Linked DNA regions of Homo sapiens: region 2 is linked to region 1. Evidence: read pairs that join two places in POLR2A ChIA-PET (ENCODE). Cell type or tissue: Caco-2. All regions are shown on one strand. Each heading gives the region's core, and the rest is flanking DNA. Links, peaks and the distances in the headings are about the cores only.

Evidence for each region. Peaks named below come from ENCODE experiments on the same cell type or tissue, not always from the same donor. Only the 100,000 strongest peaks of a DNase experiment are listed, where the experiment ranks them.
Region 2: POLR2A ChIA-PET joins it to region 1 with 16 read pairs; 2 of 35 experiments call an interaction of 5 or more read pairs at or near these places.

The regions. Positions count from the first base shown.
Region 1 is chr22:41,471,270-41,479,529 of GRCh38, forward strand. All of the region lies in intron 1 of ACO2 (aconitase 2), which reads left to right. Among named protein-coding and RNA genes, the nearest start is that of ACO2, 6.3 kb to the left of the region's middle. RefSeq lists a silencer at 5,013-5,122. In Caco-2, for the core only: no CTCF peak of the experiment used is centred there; no DNase peak of the experiment used is centred there.
Region 2 is chr22:41,839,947-41,848,344 of GRCh38, forward strand. The region is part of intron 1 of SREBF2 (sterol regulatory element binding transcription factor 2); the gene reads left to right. Among named protein-coding and RNA genes, the nearest start is that of SREBF2-AS1, 9.5 kb to the left of the region's middle. RefSeq lists an enhancer at 6,518-7,318. In Caco-2, for the core only: no CTCF peak of the experiment used is centred there; DNase peaks (open chromatin) are centred at 1,555, 4,765 and 6,155.

The sequences.
Region 1 (8,260 bases), core at 261-8,260:
GATTAAAATCCTGGTCTCCTTGTTTGTTCCTTCAGCTAAGATGAATGAACAATATTATGCAGTTTGCACACTGCCTCCCAATAACCAGGCTGTCTCAAATAACCAACTAACACGGTTTCTCTGAGAAGCTTGTATATTTACCCCTTTTGTGCTTAGATACATTTGAGAAGTGATGGTTACTACCTTAATAGTCATGTATGCAAAACCCTATGCCTGTAGTCAATTCATTCCTACCTCATTCACCATATATTTACTGAGCGCCCAATGCTTGTTCTGGATACCGTGGTAAGCAAAGACAGTCCCTGTTCTCGTGGAGCTTCCACTGTATTCTAATGTACCTGACTGCAGAGGGCCTTGGAGATCTTTCTCAGCCAAATATAGTATTTTTCTTTCCTTGGCTGGACCAAAGGTGAAGGTAGATAATAGAATGATGGGTGTTACTCCCAGCACTAAGAGTACCTAACATTTATCTTACTGTGTATGACTAATTTCACATGACTCTGTGAGATGAGGCAGGCCTATTAGCCTGATTTATAGATGAAGAAACAGGATTAGAGAGCAAACATAGTGTTATGGTTGAGAGCATGGACTCTGGCATCAGGCAGCCTAGATTTGAATACCGTAATGACTCTAACACTCATGTAGCTGTGTTTTGGGTAAGTTACTCAACCTCTCTGCACCTGTTTCCTTGCCTTTAGATACAATAATAATAGTATGTCTGTTTCAATCATGTAATAGTTGTAAAGTATTTAGAACCCTGCCTGGTACTTAATAAGGGCTATATAATTGCTAAATAAATTTGTGGCAGGGTGCAGTGTCTCACGCCTGTAATCCCAGCACTTTGGGAGGCCAAGGCAGGTGGATCACAAGGTCAGGAGTTCGAGACCAGCCTGGCCAATATGGTGAAACCCCATCTCTACTAAAAACACAAAAATTAGCTGGGTGTGGTGGCAGGCGCCTGTAGTCCCAGCTACTCGGGAGGCTGAGGCAGAAGAATCCCTTGAACCCAGGAGGCGGAAGTTGCAGTAAGCCGAGATCGCGCCACTGCACTACAGCCTGGGTGACAGAGTGAGACTCCGTCTCAAAAAAAAAAAAAAAAAATTGCCTGGGGCTTTATCAGTAGTTGTTAGTAGGTATGGTTTGAATCTGGACATGTCTGATTCCGAAGCCTGAGGGCTTAGCAACTGGCACTATGCTGCTTCCCTTTGGCATCGAGCTCAGCCTGTGGATCAGGGCACCATAACCTCAGAACAGTGCCAAGTTGAATGTGTACTCTCGTTTGACAGTACCTGCTACCAGGTAGTAAGATTAGAAATAAGAAAATAGAACGTGGGTTTTGTTTTATTTTGTTTTGTTTTTTTAAAGAAATGGGGGTCTCGCTATGTTGCCCAGGCTAGTCTCAAATTCCTGGGCTCAAGCAATCCTGGCTTGGCTTCCCAAAGTGCTGAGATTACAAGCGTGAGCCACTGCAACCAGCTAAGGAGGTGAGATTTTTGAAAAACCACATTTATTCTCTGGTTTTTAGCATTTATTTTTGTGCATATGACTGAGTAGTACACAAGAGGGGCTGAGCAGTTGCAAGTATGTTTATTAGGTGTTTGGTTTTGCCTTGAGATAACTGGGGTGCTGAGGTTTCATGTGACCTTGGGGGAAGTCATGTAACCTCTTGCATATAAATTTGTGATGGCAGTTAACTACAAAAATATTTGGCAGAAACTCTGTGCCATGTTAAAATAAAATCTTGGTTTGAATTGTGAAACAGATGATTCTGGTTGTATGGTCACTGTGATAACCTTCGCAGATATCAGTTGTTATTAGAATTGAGTGAATGAATTGGTAAATAAGCTTCCATCTTAGATGTGGACAGAGGGAACAGACACACCATCCTGAGGATTAAGGGAGCACAGCATTACCTTTCAAACCAACTGCTTCACAGTGTTCTTTGAAAGCTTTGGCTGGGCTCGGTGGCTCACGCCTGTAATTCCAGCACATTGGGAGGCCAAGGCAGATGCATCACCTGAGATCAGAAATTCAAGACCAGCCTGGCCAACATGGTGAAACCCAATAGCTAATAAAAACACAAAATAAGCCGGGTGTGGTGGCACATGCCTGTAATCCCAGCCACTCGGGAGGCTGAGGCAGGAGAATCACTTGAACCCAGGAGGTGGAGGTTGCAGTGAACCGAGATCACGCCATTACACTCCAGCCTGGGCAACAAGAGTGAAACTCTGTCTCAAGAAAAAGAAAGAAAAAGCTTAATGTCTAGCACTGCCTAGCATTGTTCTAGACACTGGGGGTGCAGTAGTGAACAAGAATAGTGGGGCTTAAATTGTTGTCCTGGGGAAATTACGTAGAAAAATAAGAATATTGTATTACTGAGTGTTGTGGGGAAGATAAGGTAGAGAGAATAGGGGTGGGAACATGGCATTTTTAACTGGGGTGTTTGGGGAAGACCTCGTAGAAGAGGTGACATCTGAACTGGGACTTAAATGATACGAACGCAGCTGTTTACCATTTTTGGAGGAGACTTCAAATAGAAGGAGCATGTGCAGAGCACCCACCTAGGTATGAGCTGAGTGTGTTGAGGATAAGAGCTAAGGCCAGTGTTGCTACAGTGTCCTGAGGAGCGAAAGGTCTGAACAAGAGGCTGGGGCTAGGGTCAGGCAGGCTTCGGTAAGGAAATCCAAGTGTAGTGAAAACTGGGAGATTTTAAGCCAGGGAGTGATGTGATCTGATCATCTGGGCTGCTGCGTGCATGATGGACCATAGAGGGTCAAAAGGAGGAGGCAGGGAGACCAGTGGGGGACTGTTGGAGTCATCCCAGGAATGGCAGAGGAGTCTGGGACTAGGGATCTGGGGGGTGGAGATAATGAGATGTATTCAAAATTGGGATATATTTGGAGGCAGATGGGTTGGCGCATGGGAGGGATAGAGAATAAGGGTGACTCCTGGGTTTGGGGTCTTAGTAACTGAGGGATGGGTGAGCTTGATTGAATTCAGTGGTCGTGTGTTTGCAGTCATTTTTTTTTTTTTTTTTTTTTTGAGACAGGGTCTCGCTCTGTCACCCAGGCTGGGGTGCAGTGGCGCGATCTCGGCTCACTGCAAGCTCTGCTTCCTGGGTTCATGCCATTCTCCTGCCTCAGCCTCCCGAGTTGCTGGGACTACAGGCGCCTGCCACCACGTCTGGCTAATTTTTTGTGTGTTTTTAGTAGAGACGGGTTTCACGTGTTAGCCAGGATGGTCTCAATCTCCTGACCTCATGATCCGCCCGCCTCTGCCTCCCAAAGTGCTGGGATTACAGGCGTGAGCCACTGCGCCTAGCCTTTTTTTTTTTTTTTTTTTTTTTTGAGACGGAGTCTCACTCTGTCACCCAGGCTGGAGTGCAGTGGCGCGATCTTGGCTCACTGCAAGCTCCGCCTCCCAGGTTCACGCCATTCTCCTGCCTCAGCCTCCTGAGTAGCTGGAACTACAGGCGCCCGCTACCATGCCTGGCTAATTTTTTTTTGTATTTTTAGTAGAGACAGGGTTTCACTATTAGCCGGGATGGTCTCGATCTCCTGACCTCATGATCTGCCTGCCTCGGCCTCCCAAAGTGCTGGGATTACAGGCGTGAGCCACTGCACCCGGCCTGCACAGTACTTATAAAAATTAGCTAAGGGCAGAATCTCATTGATAAATTTTTGATTCTTTCATCAGTTCTCAAGTACTTTATTTCACAGGTGAGAAAGCCAGATGACGTCAAGTGTCTTACCCAGGGGCCCTCACTTGAGTCGAGTATGAGCATATTGTCTCATGTGGACTCTGTCCTATCTGGTCTTATTGTGAAACCTGGTGTGTGTCCAAGAGGGCCATCTTGTAAATGCTTACCTTTTTTATAAAAAAAAAAAAATTGTTTTTTCCTTTTTTTTTTTTTTTTTTTTTGAGATAGGGCCTCATTCTGTCAGCCAGGCTGGAGTGCAGTGGTGTAATTATAGCTCACTGCAGCCTTGACCTCCTGGGCTCAAGCAGTCCTCCCACCCCAGCCTCCCTAGTAGCTGGGACTAGAGGCATGTGGCACCATGCCCAACTAATTTTTTATTTTTTGTGGAGATGGGGATCTTGCCATGTCACCCAAGCTGGTCTTGAACTCCTGAGCTCCCAAAGTGCTGGGATTATAGGCGCGAGCCACTGTGCCTGGCTAGTGGGAAGAGAGTGTTGAGTCTTCCTTGGCTCCAGCTTTCTTTGACTTGCCTCGTTTTCCCAGCACCTGGTTTGGAAGGCAGTGGTGGGCTCTGGGCCTCTCAGCATGAAGGAAGGAAGGTATTGTAGAGAGACTTCTTGTAGCCTTTAAAAAGCAGCAAATGGGCCGGACGTGGTGGCTCACGCCTGTAATCCCAGCACTTTGGGAGGCTGAGGTGGGTGGATCACAAGCTCAGGAGTTCGAGACCAGCCTGGCCAATATGGTGAAACCCCATCTTTACTAAAAATACAAAAAAAAAATTAGCCAGTCGTGGTGGCGCATGCCTGTGATCCCAGCTACTCAGGAGGCTGAGGCAGGAGAATCAGCTGAACCCAGGAGGTGGAGGTTGCAGTGAGCCGAGATCGCGCCACTGCACTCCAGCCTGGGCAACAGGGTGAAACTCTGTCTCAAAAAAAAAAAAAAAAGCAGCAGATGGACCCTCAGGAGCCTTAGGAGACTTCTGCCACTGGCTTACTGGGTAGCTTCGGGCAAAGTCTCAACTCTCTGTGGTCCTGCAGTTAGTTACACATCTGCAAAACAGTGTAATTAATAACTACCCTTCAGTTAAGAAGGGTTCTGAAGGCCTAATATTTGAAAAGTTGTTTTGACTCTGTTTGATGTGTTATAAAGCATTGTGAGCCGGGTGTGGTGCCTCATGCCTGTAATCCCAGCACTTTGGGAGCCCAAGGCAGGTGGATCACCTGAGGTCAGGAGCTCAAGACCAGCCTGACCAACATGGTGAAACCCCGTCTGTACTTAAAATACAAAATTAGTCAGGTGTGGTGGCGCATGCCTGTAATCTCAGTTACTTTGTGGGCTAAGACAGGAGAATCGTTTGAACCTGGGAGGCGGAGGTTGTACTGAGTTAAGATTGTGCCATTGCACTCCAGCCTGGGCAACAAGAATGAAACTCTGTCTTAAAAAAAAAAAAAAAAAAGGCCAGACGCAGTGGCTCACACCTGTAATCCCAGCATTTTGGGAGGCCAAGGCAGGCAGATCACCTGAGGTCAGGAGTTTGAGACCAGCCTGACCAACATGGTGAAACTCCATCTCTACTAAAAATAGAAAAAAATTAGCTGGGTGTGTGGGTGGTCGCCTGTAGACCCAGCTACTCGGGAGGCTGAGGTACGAGAATCGCTTGAACCTGGGAGGCAGAGCTTGCAATGAGCCGAGATTGCGCCACTGTACTCCAGCTTGGGCAACAGAGCGAGACTCTGTCTCAAAAACAAAACAAAACAAAAAAACAAAAAAACACACACACTGCAAATAGTTTCTGATATTATTTTAGGAATAGGCCATTTCTAAGATTGAGAGTAGGGACAGATTTTCCCCTTGTAGAATATCTTCATTTTGGAAGTCTTGAAAGGTAGGGAGAATGGGCCAGGCATGGTAGCTCACGGCTGTAATCCCAGGACTTTGGGAGGCCGAGGTGGGTGGATCACTTGGGGTCAGGAGTTCAAGACCAGCCTGGCCAACATGGTGAAACTCTGTCTCTACTAAAATACAAAAAATTAACTGGGCATGGTGGCGTGTACCTGTAATCCCATTTACTTGGGAGACTGAGGCAGGAGAATCAGGTTCAAGCGAGTCTCCTGCCTCAGCCTCCCAAGTAAATTAAAGGTAGGGAGAATGGTTTCCATATTATTTATTTATTTATTTATTTATTTATTTATTTATTTTTTTGAGACGGAGTCTGGCTCTGTCTCCCAGGCTGGAGTGCAGTGGCGCGATCTCCACTCAGTTCAAGCTCCGCCTCCCGGGTTCACGCCATTCTCCTGCCTCAGCCTCCTGCGTAGCTGGGACTACAGGCACCCGCCACCACGCCCAGCTAATTTTTTGTATTTTTTTTTTTAGTAGAGATGGGGTTTCACGGTGTTAGCCAGGATGGTCTCAATCTCCTGACCTTGTGATCCACCTGCCTCGGCCTCCCAAAGTGCTGGGATTACAGGCGTGAGCCACCGCACCCGACCTCTTTAGTTTTATTCTGCAGCACCTGGGCCAGAGGAAGGGGCACCAGCTTTGGAGCCAGGCCTGGAATTCCACCTTGCTGCGTGACCCTGGGCAAAACAGTTAGCATTCCAGAGCTTCAGTTTCCTCATCCATTAAATGGGCACAATGCCTTCTGCCTCACAGGGTAGTCGTGGGATTGTGTGGATAAAGTACTTGGGGCAAATCCAGTGCAGGGTAGAGGCACTTGGTGAATATTCATTTCTGTCTCCAGCCCCTGCAGATGGCCCGCGGCATCCATCACCCCAGCCTTTATCCTTAGCTCATACGTTTAAAAAAGACCAGTTGTGGCCGGGCACAGTGGCTCACGCCTGTAATCCCAGCACTTTGGGAGGCCGAGATGGGTGGATCACGAGGTCAGGAGTTTGAGAACAGTGTGGCCAATGTAGTGAAACCCCGTCTCTACTAAAAATACAGATATGAGCCGGGCATGGTGGTGTGCGCCTGTAGTCCCAGCTACTTGGGAGGCTGAGGCAGAAGAATCGCTTGAACTCAGGAAGCAGAGGATGCAGTGAGCCGAGATCACGCTGCTGCACTCCAGCCTGGGCAACAGAGCGAGACTCTGTCTCAAAAAAAAAACCAAACCAGTTGTGAAAATTGCTTGTTCCTCCCATCATCTCCCCAGATAGCAGGTAAGTGGTAGTTGTTCAAGGAAACCTTTTTTTCAAGATAGAGTCTCGCTCTGTTGCTCAGTCTGGATGCAGTGGCATGATCTCACTGCAACCTCCACCTCCTGGGTTCAAGCAGTTCTTTTGCCCCAGCCTCCCAAGTAGCTGGGATCACAGGCACGCACCACCATGCCCAGCTAATTTTTGTATTTTTTGTTTTAGTAGAGACAGGGTCTCACCCTGTTGGCAAAGCTGGTCTCCAACTCCTGACCTCAAGTGGTCCAGCTGCCCCAGCTTCCCAAAATATTGAGATTACAGGCGTGAGCCACTGCGCCTGGCCAAGAAAACCCTTTCAATACTGTTTTAAAAGAGTTGGGGGAAGAGGTAGAAATGAATCTTTTGGTTTAGTTTTTTAATTCTCTAAGGACAACATTGGGGAAGTGAGCTTTAGAGTTATATTTGCAGTATTTATTTTTATCATGAAATATTCAAGTCTAGGCCCTTGGTGAATTGAGGCCTGGTGAGTATTTCTGCTTTCCCCCTGGAGAGATTGAGATGGTTTCTGATTGGGAGCTTTAATTCTGTGGGCATTTGTGGGACTTACCAAAGAGGTATCTAGAGTTCCTTTAAAACCCCCGCCCTGTCCCTGCCACATATCTTCTTTTTTTTTTTTTTTTTTTTGAGAAGGAGTCTCACTCTGTAGCCCAAGCTGGAGTGCAGTGAGTGACACGATCTCTGCTCACTGCAACCTTTGCCTCTGGGGCTCAAGCAATTCTCCTGCCTCAGCCTCCCAAGTAGCTGGGACCAGAGGCATGCGCCACCACACCTGGTTAATTTTCTTGTATGCCACACTTCTTTAGTTCCTTGTAGCCGGGCTCCTTGACCTTCTGCAGGGCATCTGTGGTTGTGGTATTTATAAGCACTCACTGTGTCATGAGTGTGTTCACAGAGCTCTAAGACAAGGGCCCTGTCTGTGGAAGAGCTTTTAGGGTGGTGAGGGAGAAGTCATCTAAATAGCTATAATACACGGTACTGAAGCAAGGAGTAGGTGGGGGAATTTGCTGGGTGGGACTAAGTACAGCCTCAGCCACCCGTCCTGGAACATGGATGTAGTGGTGGTGTGTTTGGTCCGCCCACAGACAATGACAGATGCCCATCCAGGCCTGGAGGAGCGGAGAAACGCATTACCCACCATCTGTTGAGCAATCAGGCCCTCTGTGCCAGTCACAGAACTAGGTCTTGTTTTACAAATATTGCCTCATTTGTCCTTCACAACAACCCTAAGAAGTACATATGAGTAGCCTGTTTCACAGTGATGAAACTGAGTCCCAGAGAGGTTAAATAGCTCCTCTGAGGTCACAGCTAGCACATGGATGCAGATTTGACTGCAGAACCCAGGCTTTTTACCAGTCAGCCAAACCGTTTC
Region 2 (8,398 bases), core at 236-8,235, 370 kb after region 1:
GCTTAGTTTCTTTTTTTTTTTTTTTTTTTTTGAGACGGAGTCTCACTCTGTCGCCCAGGCTGAAGTGCAGTGGCGCGGTCTCAGCTCACTGCAGCCTCTGCCTCCTGGGTTCAGGCAGTTCTCTGCCTCAGCCTCCCAAGTAGCTGGGATTATAGGCACCCACCTCCACACCCAGCTAATTTTTTGTATTTTTAGTAGAGACGGGGTTTCACCATCTTGGCCAGGCTGGTCTTGAACTCCTGTCCTTGTGATCCACCCGACTCGGTCTCCCAAAGTGCTGGGATTACAGACGTGAGCCACCGCGCCCGGCCCACATGCTTAGTTTCTATGTTCCTGTAACTAATTTGCCCTAAATCTTGTGACAGAAACTTGCAATGTGGTGGTCAGTTCCTTTCTTTCCTGTCCCATCTGATGGCTATGGTTTAGGTCTGCTCTCCCTTCACTTATCTTGGGACAACCCCTAACCATCACCCTTGGGGGCAATGTTGAAGCTCTTCTTTCCCAGTTCTTGATTTTTACTCACTTATTTTAGTGGAGCACATCCTCCAGTGGCTTCCTGAGAAAGAGTACATTTAGGTAACTCTTCGAGGCCTTGCCTGTCTAAAAACATCTTTCTACCAACCTCATTCCACTTTGGTAGTTTGGCTGAGTTTAGAATTTTAGGTTGGACAGAGTTTTATGTCAGAATTTTGAAGGCATTGTCTGATTATCTTCTTGCTTCTAGTAGAGAAATCTGATGCCATTTCCATTCTTGATCCTTTGTGTGACCTGTTTTCTTCTCTGGAAGCTTTTGGGATCCTGTCTTTATGTTCTGAATTCCATGACAACGTGCCTTGATGTGACTGGGCCGACAGTCACTGTCCCAACTTGTTGGGGCTCTGGAGAGCTGTGTCTGATACCTGAATTCATGCAGTCCCCCTGCCATCAGCCTCCTTGTCACCTGAGCCTGCAGAGGAACTTCCAGTACCTGAGCCTTTCCATGGCACTGATTTGGGCCTCTGCTTGCTTCTCTCTGCAGACACCCAGTTTCATCTTTGGCAGAGTATCCTGCATGCAGTACCTGGCACTGAATAGGCACTCTGTAAAGGTGTGTCTAATGAGGGAAGGAAAGCACCTCAAGTTCAGTCTGGGTGTTCACACCATTGGGAAAGTTGGAGTGGCCAACTGGCTGAGCTAGGAGTGAGTGTTGGGGATGGTTGTGGTCAGCACACCCCTAGGAGGTGGAGGTGGGAGAAGAGTGGAAACTGACTTCACATTTCTCCAGGGAGGGATGCTTTGGAAAAACTGCTCAGTGAGATGAAGCACAGATCTGCTTTTCATCCCTTTTGTACCTTTTTAAAGACATAAGGTATGTTTTGACACTGGAGTATATATGAGGGTTGCTAACGTTTGGGTTGAAAGAGCTGCTGTTGTCCACAGCTTATTTATTTTCCACCCATTTTTGTCTCCTGGTCTCATCCAGTTACATTTCCTGGGATATGTTTTTGGAGGTTGCTCAGATCACGGCACTAGAGTCCCTTTGGGTTTCTCCTCCCTCCTCTGTCTATTTGGCCTCGCCCTTGACAAACATTCCCCACATTCACACCCAGGCCTTTGGCCTAATGTTCTTGAATGCTGCTTGCCTCTCATTGAATAGGCTTTTATGTAGCTCTCATATTCAGTTCATATTTTGGCATTTTAAAAAATATATATTTTTGCTTCTTTCTCAACTAGATCATTTCACTCCTCAAATTTGTAATTAAAAAAAGGAAATTCTCAAGCAGTTTTATTCAATTAGAACTTTGCAAATATCAAATTGTCCGTATCCTTCTGGATTCTCGTCTGAACATTGCTTATCTGCGTACATATCACAGTGTTTTCACATAGGGATTGCTGTATGTTGAAGTAGTTGAGGTGTAATAGCCATATAATCTAATGTGATCCATCTGAATAGGCAAACCCTTGCACACCTGTGTACCTGTTGAACATTTTCATCATTTGCAGTTTTTTCTTAACATAAGCACTGTTCTGAATACTTGTGAACAAGTCACTTGGGAGTTTGTTCATGGGCGTGTATCTTCCAAAGAGGAGTCTTCAAGTTCAGCTGGGTAACACACTATCAGCTGTAGCCCTTTCATTTTAAAAACATTTCCAGTGCTGCAAATTACTATGGTGATTGGGAATTACAACTTGGAAATATTTTTATTTTTTTAAAAGATAGTACATTCATATGAATCAAAATAAAATACATAAAAAGGTACTATGAAAAGTCTTGCTCCCGGCCCTACCCACTATCTGCGTAGTCCCACCGCTCCCTCACAAGTAATTAAATTTTTAGTTTCTTTTACCTGCTTCAAAATGTATTTGTTATTACAAAAGAAGCTAATAACAAATATTGATTTTAGTTTTTGCTTTGCTTTCCTTTTTGACTGAAAAAGTTAGCATGCTATAAGCCCTGTTCTTCTGTGCCTTGCCTTTTCCTTTCTGCTTACCAATGTATCTTATAGATCATCCCAGACTTTTTCACTGCTGCATGGTTTTCCATTTGATGATGCCCTGTAATTTATTCATCCAGTCCTTTTTTGATGGACATCTGAAGGTATTTTCAGTCTTCTGCTATTAAAAACAATGCTGCGAATAGCTTTGTAAATTCTTCCTTTCACACATGTGCAAGTCTAGAGGCAGGAGCGGTTACCAGAAGTGGGATTGTTGGATCAAAGCCAGGGTGGTGCTGTCTCCGACATAGTTGTCGCAAGAATCCAGTTAGGTAAAACATAAGAGGGGCTGGTCACAGTGGCTCATGCCTATAATCCCAGCACTTGGGGAGGCCGAGCCGGGTGAATCATGGGGTCAGGAGATCAAGACCATCCTGGCTAACATGGTGAAACCCTGTCTCGACTAAAAAATACAAAAAATTAGCCGGGCGTGGTGGCATGAGCCTGTAATCCCAGCTACGTGGGAGGCTGAGGCAGGAGAATCGCTTGAATCCAGGAGGTGGAGGTTGCAGTGAGCTGAAATCGCACCACTGTATTCTAGCTGGGACACCAGAGCGAGACGTCCGTCTCAAAAAAAAAAAAAAGATTATAATGGAGCTATTGCCATACCATCTAGGTGTGTGTAAGTATACTCTGTGATGTTTGCACAATGAAGCAGTTGCCTAATGACACATTTCTCAGAATGAATCCTGTTGTCAAGTGACACATGACTTTATTTGATAATGAATACAAGACCATTTCATCTTGATCCCAGATAGATACATTGAGATGCATTGATGTTCTCTAAGTGAACGTGACTCATCCTGTTCTTTATTAGTTATTGACTGTTTCCGTAGTCACCTCTACTTTTTGATCGTTCACCAGGTTTTGAAATCACTGTGTAGGCAGCACCCACTATGCAGTTCAAAACTTTATGTAGGCCTGTTTTGTACTGGGCTCCAGGTTCAGTGCTGGCAAATAAACAAGTTCCTTGTTCTCACAGAATGTGTATGGCCTTGGGTGCCAGGCACCGTTCCATGCCTTAACCTACATTCGTCTCATAATACGTTTTTGCATGCAATCTTTTCTTCAATTCTGTGGTATGCTGCAGGTGAAGAAACTGAGGCATAGATCACGTAGCTTGTAAGTGATGGAACAGTGGCCTAAATCCAACATGTGCAACTTTAGAACCCATGTATTTTTCCTCTGTCCCATGCCCTGTCTGATGTAAGCAGGCTTCTAAGTTGCAAATACCAGGTGGTGTGGTGTGCTTTGAAGCTATTTATTCAACATGTGTTTATCAAGAAGTGTCTGTCCAGGCGCAGTAGCTCATACCTGTAATCCTAGCACTTTGGGAGGCCAAGATGAGAGGATCCCTTGAGCCCAGGAGTTTGAGACTAGCCTGGGCAACATACCTGGACAACATAGTGAGACCCCATTTCTGTAAAAAAAAAAAAAATACAAAAATTAGCCAGGCTTGGTGGCACCAGCCTGTAGTCCCAACTACTTGGGAGGCTGAGGTGGGAGGATCACTTGAGCCTAAGAGGCTGAAGATACAGTGAGTCAAGATCACACCACTGCACTTCAGCCTCGTCAACAGAGCGAGACCCTGTCTCAAAAAAAAAAAAATACATACACACACACACACACACACACACACACACACGTATATGTATATATATTTTTTAAATTAAGAAAAAATGTCTGCTCTATGCTGGACACTTAAAGTGACTTCCCCTGGGTCCTAGGGTACTTTCTGAGCCTTAATTTCCTCTGTAAGGTGGGGGTTGGGTACCTTAGCTCACTTAGTTCTTGCAGCACCTATGATGTAGCTAAGGTACAAAAAAGGAAGAGGACAGGACCTAACCTCTTTTGGCTCTATTTAAAAATGAATGAGGAACTGAATGAACTTCAGTTTGCACATTGATGTAGGACTAGGGGACCTGTTTTTAGAATATGTTTGGAAATGTTTATTTTTTCCTTTTGAAATGGCTTTTGTAGGTGTGGTAGTGGGACACAGAGGAGCAGTCACAGAGTGTGGTGCAAGTGACCACAAAATTAAGGGTTAAACTTTGTTGACATGATGGAATTTTTTAGAGTAGCAGAATCCCAGAGCCTGTGCCTTAAGGTAAGGCTCCCTGGGGAACTTTGTTTAGAAATGAATCCTAAACTATCGAAGGGCTTGCAAACTAGAAAATTTCTGCATATCTCAGGCCTTGAGAATTGCTAATGGATATGTATCTAAATGTCCCTTACAAGCTTGCTCCTCCACGTGGCCCTGTGGAACAGGTCTGTTGGGTTCAGGATCTAGTTTGGAACAGTGATGAAATTTCGAGCTGCTGAACCAGATATGGAACTGCTTTGCTAACCTGGTGTCTGCCCAGCTTAAGCCCCCTCCATCCCACAGCTGTGAAAGGAAATCATGCTTCTTCCCAAGTGCTAACATTCCTGTGAGGCCTTACACTTTACCCAAGTCCTCCTGATACATTTGTCTTCCTAATAAGTGCTATAAAATTGAGGCTTGATTTCCACCCCCACCCCCCACCCCCACAAGAGTCCTGCTCTGTCGCCCAGGCTAGGGTGCAGTGGCACGATCTCTGCTCACTGCGACCTCTGCCTCCTGGGTTCAAGCAATTCTCCTGTCTCCTGTAATCCCGAGTAGCTGGGATTACAGGTGTGTGCCACTATGCCAGGCTAATTTTTGTATTTTTAGTAAAGATGAGGTTTCAACATGTTGGCCATGCTGGTCTTGAACTCCTTACCTCGTGATCCACCTGCCTTGGCCTCCCAAAGTGCTGCGATTACAGGTGTGAGCCACTGCGCCTGCCCATGGCTTGATTTTTATGCCCATTTTCCATGGACATAGATGAAGGCACTGAGACAGAGAAATTAGATGATTTGCCAATGCTTCCTATGCTGATGACGGGGAATGAACTTGGATTTTCTGATGTGGGATTCCATATTCTTCGCTGTCCTATGAAAATGAGGTGGGAGATGCCTTGATTCAGGAAGCCTGTCTGTCTAGGAGCCCCTTCTCTGGTCAAAAGTTGTTTTTAAAAAATCCTTGCTGCATTTCAACGTGAATGAGTATCCACTGTATTCATAGCACAGTGCTAGAAGCTGTTAGAGTTGAATGAAATGGCCTCTGCTTTCAGGGAGCTAACATGTAAACATCCAGTCATAATACATGGGAAAATACAACAGAGGCTATAACAGAGGAACAACTCTAAATCTTTGGAGGACTGAGGAAGGGAATTAGAAAAATCTTCACAAGGACTTTGGCATTTGGGCTGAATTGTGAAGGGTGAGTAAATAGGATTTTAGAAGGTAAAGGAGCAGGCATGGTGTTTATTTAGATAGATTTAGACAAAGTTGGGAATAATTTGGCATGCTCTAGGAATATGTGTGTCAGAGTACTGCATAGGACAGAGGTTCTCAAACTTGAATGTGTCTATGAACTCCCAGGGTATACCCCCAAAGATCTGAATGTGGAAGGTCTGGGATGTTGTCCAACAGGAACACCTAACTAGTGGAGGGGGCAGGATCAGAGGAGCCTTCTCAGGGATAAGCTGAGGTCTTAAAGGGGTGGAAGGAGAGAGCAGCTGTGTTCCAGGCTGAGTGAACAGCCATTTTGAAGGGCTTGACCAGTGCTGGTGCTCGAGTGTCTGGGTTTTGTGTAGACCACACTCTTGATAACTGTGCTGTTCGTTATCTTCCACAAACAGGGTTTTGGTCAGGTGCCTCCTTGCTTCAGTGTGTTCTTTATCAGTCAGGATTCTTGGTGATAAGCAGCAGAAACCGCTTCTATCTAGCTTGAACAGAAAAGGATTTGTTAGAAGGGTGGTTCTTGGAGTGACTAGAAAAGCTGGAGAGCCAATTTGGAAAATGGGCCAGAACCAAGGAGGCTCCTGCTTAGTACTCCTCCGCCTTCATGATCTGTATATTGTCTCTGCTTTCCTGGGTCATTCCCTCAAGGGTCGCACTCCTGGTGGGAGGATGCATTAATCAGAGCTGACTGGCAGGAAACCTTCCCTCACATGAGGACTGCCCAATGGGGATTCTCCAAAGGAAGATCAGGGTGCTAATGGGAGGGTCGGGTCTGATGATGGACAAATGGAACAAAAGTGGCAAATGCCCACCATGTATTCTGTGCCTTTCCTTGCCTCTGAAATAAAAGCAGTTTCTGCCGCCAAATATACATGGTAGCATTAAGTCAGGCCTTTCACAGGCAGCTCCATCTCTCCATTTTGCACCGTGCTGTCTCTACTTCAGCAGCTGGCAGGACATTTCCTGATACTGTGGTTTTGCTCAAACTATTTCCTTTGCCTGGAATACCCTTCCCTCTCTCTAATTTATAAACCCTTTTCATCCGTTAAGCTCGGTTTTCACTGCCTGCCAGGATGGATCAGTCCTTTCTCTGCTCTCTGACAGCCCTTTCTTTGTGAGGCACTTGTCTGTTCTTGCCCTTGTCGCAGTTTATGGAGTTGGTTAGGTTTCTCTTTCTTCTCTGTGAGCATGGGAGATGGGAAGAAAACGAATACTTTTCAGTCTTTGCCCTGTGCGGAGTTCCACACAAGGCACATAGGATCCTCCAGCTCCCAGCCCAGAGTACATAGTGTATGCAAATTTGAGTGGATGTTTGTATTTGTAGCGTGATTTGATAACCTGCTTTGCAAGTATTCTTTTTCTCTTTAGTTTTAGGGAGATTTGGGGGCATGGTAATGGATGGAAGGGTAAGATGGTGGGATGTTGGGGTCTTTCATTTTTGCCTGAATGGTTTAAGGGCTGAAAAAGGTTGAGATCTCTTGCTTTGTAGACTCTGCCCCCAGGAGGAGGACAGTTCAGGTGAAGTGGCTTGTGCCTGATTTTGTTGGCAGTGGGTCACCTGAAATGTGAAATGTGAGGGCCTCCTTTTGCAGAACAGGGTCATGCAGGATCAGTTCCTTGGAGTCTCACTCTGCATCTCACTCAATTTTGTAGTCTCCTGCTAAAAGAGAGTGAAAGAGGGAACAGTATGATGCCAGGGCAGCAGCAGGTGAAGAGCTGGGAGATACAGGAAAGACCTGGGATGACACATCCTTCTCTGTCTGAGCTTGGGGCATTCACTCTACTCATTCGTGAATGAAGCACTTACTGAGCACCTGTCCAGTGTCAGGCTGTCTTTGGTGATATCCGTATGATGATAGAACCAAAGCATCTGCATTATGTGGTAGCTAAGAGCTTGACTTTAAATCCCAGCTCCACCACCTGCTGACTGGGTGACATTAGACAAGTTACTTAGCCTCTGAGTGCCTCATTTTCCTTACCTGTAAAGTGGAGATGATAATGGCATCTACCTCAAAGTGTCATTGAGATTAAACGAAATTTGTGTAAAGTGTTTAATTGCTGATACATAGTAAGAGCTCAGCAAATGTTAATTCCTGTACTTTTTAAAAATTATTACTACTAATTTGCTCAGTTTTTCTTCTTGATTGTTGTTCTCAAAGTCTGTTTCTTTTATTTATTTTCATTATTATTATTATTTTTTTTTTTTTGAGACGGAGTCTCGCTCTGTCGCCCAGGCTGGAGTGCAGTGGCGCAAACTCGGCTCAGTGCAAGCTCCGCCTCCCGGGTTCATGGCATTCTCCTGCCTCAGCTTCCCGAGTAGCTGGGACTACAGGCGCCCGCCACCACGCCCAGCTAATTTTTTTTTGTATTTTTATTTATTTATTATTATTATACTTTGAGTTTTAGGGTACATGTGCACAATGTGCAGGTTAGTTACATATGTATACATGTGCAGTGCTGGTGCGCTGTACCCACTAACTCGTCATCTAGCATTAGGTATATCTCCCAATGCTATCCCTCCCTCCTCCCCCTGTATTTTTTTAGTAGAGACGGAGTTTCACCGTGTTAGCCAGGATGATCTCAATCTCCTGACCTCATGATCCGCCCACCGTGGCCTC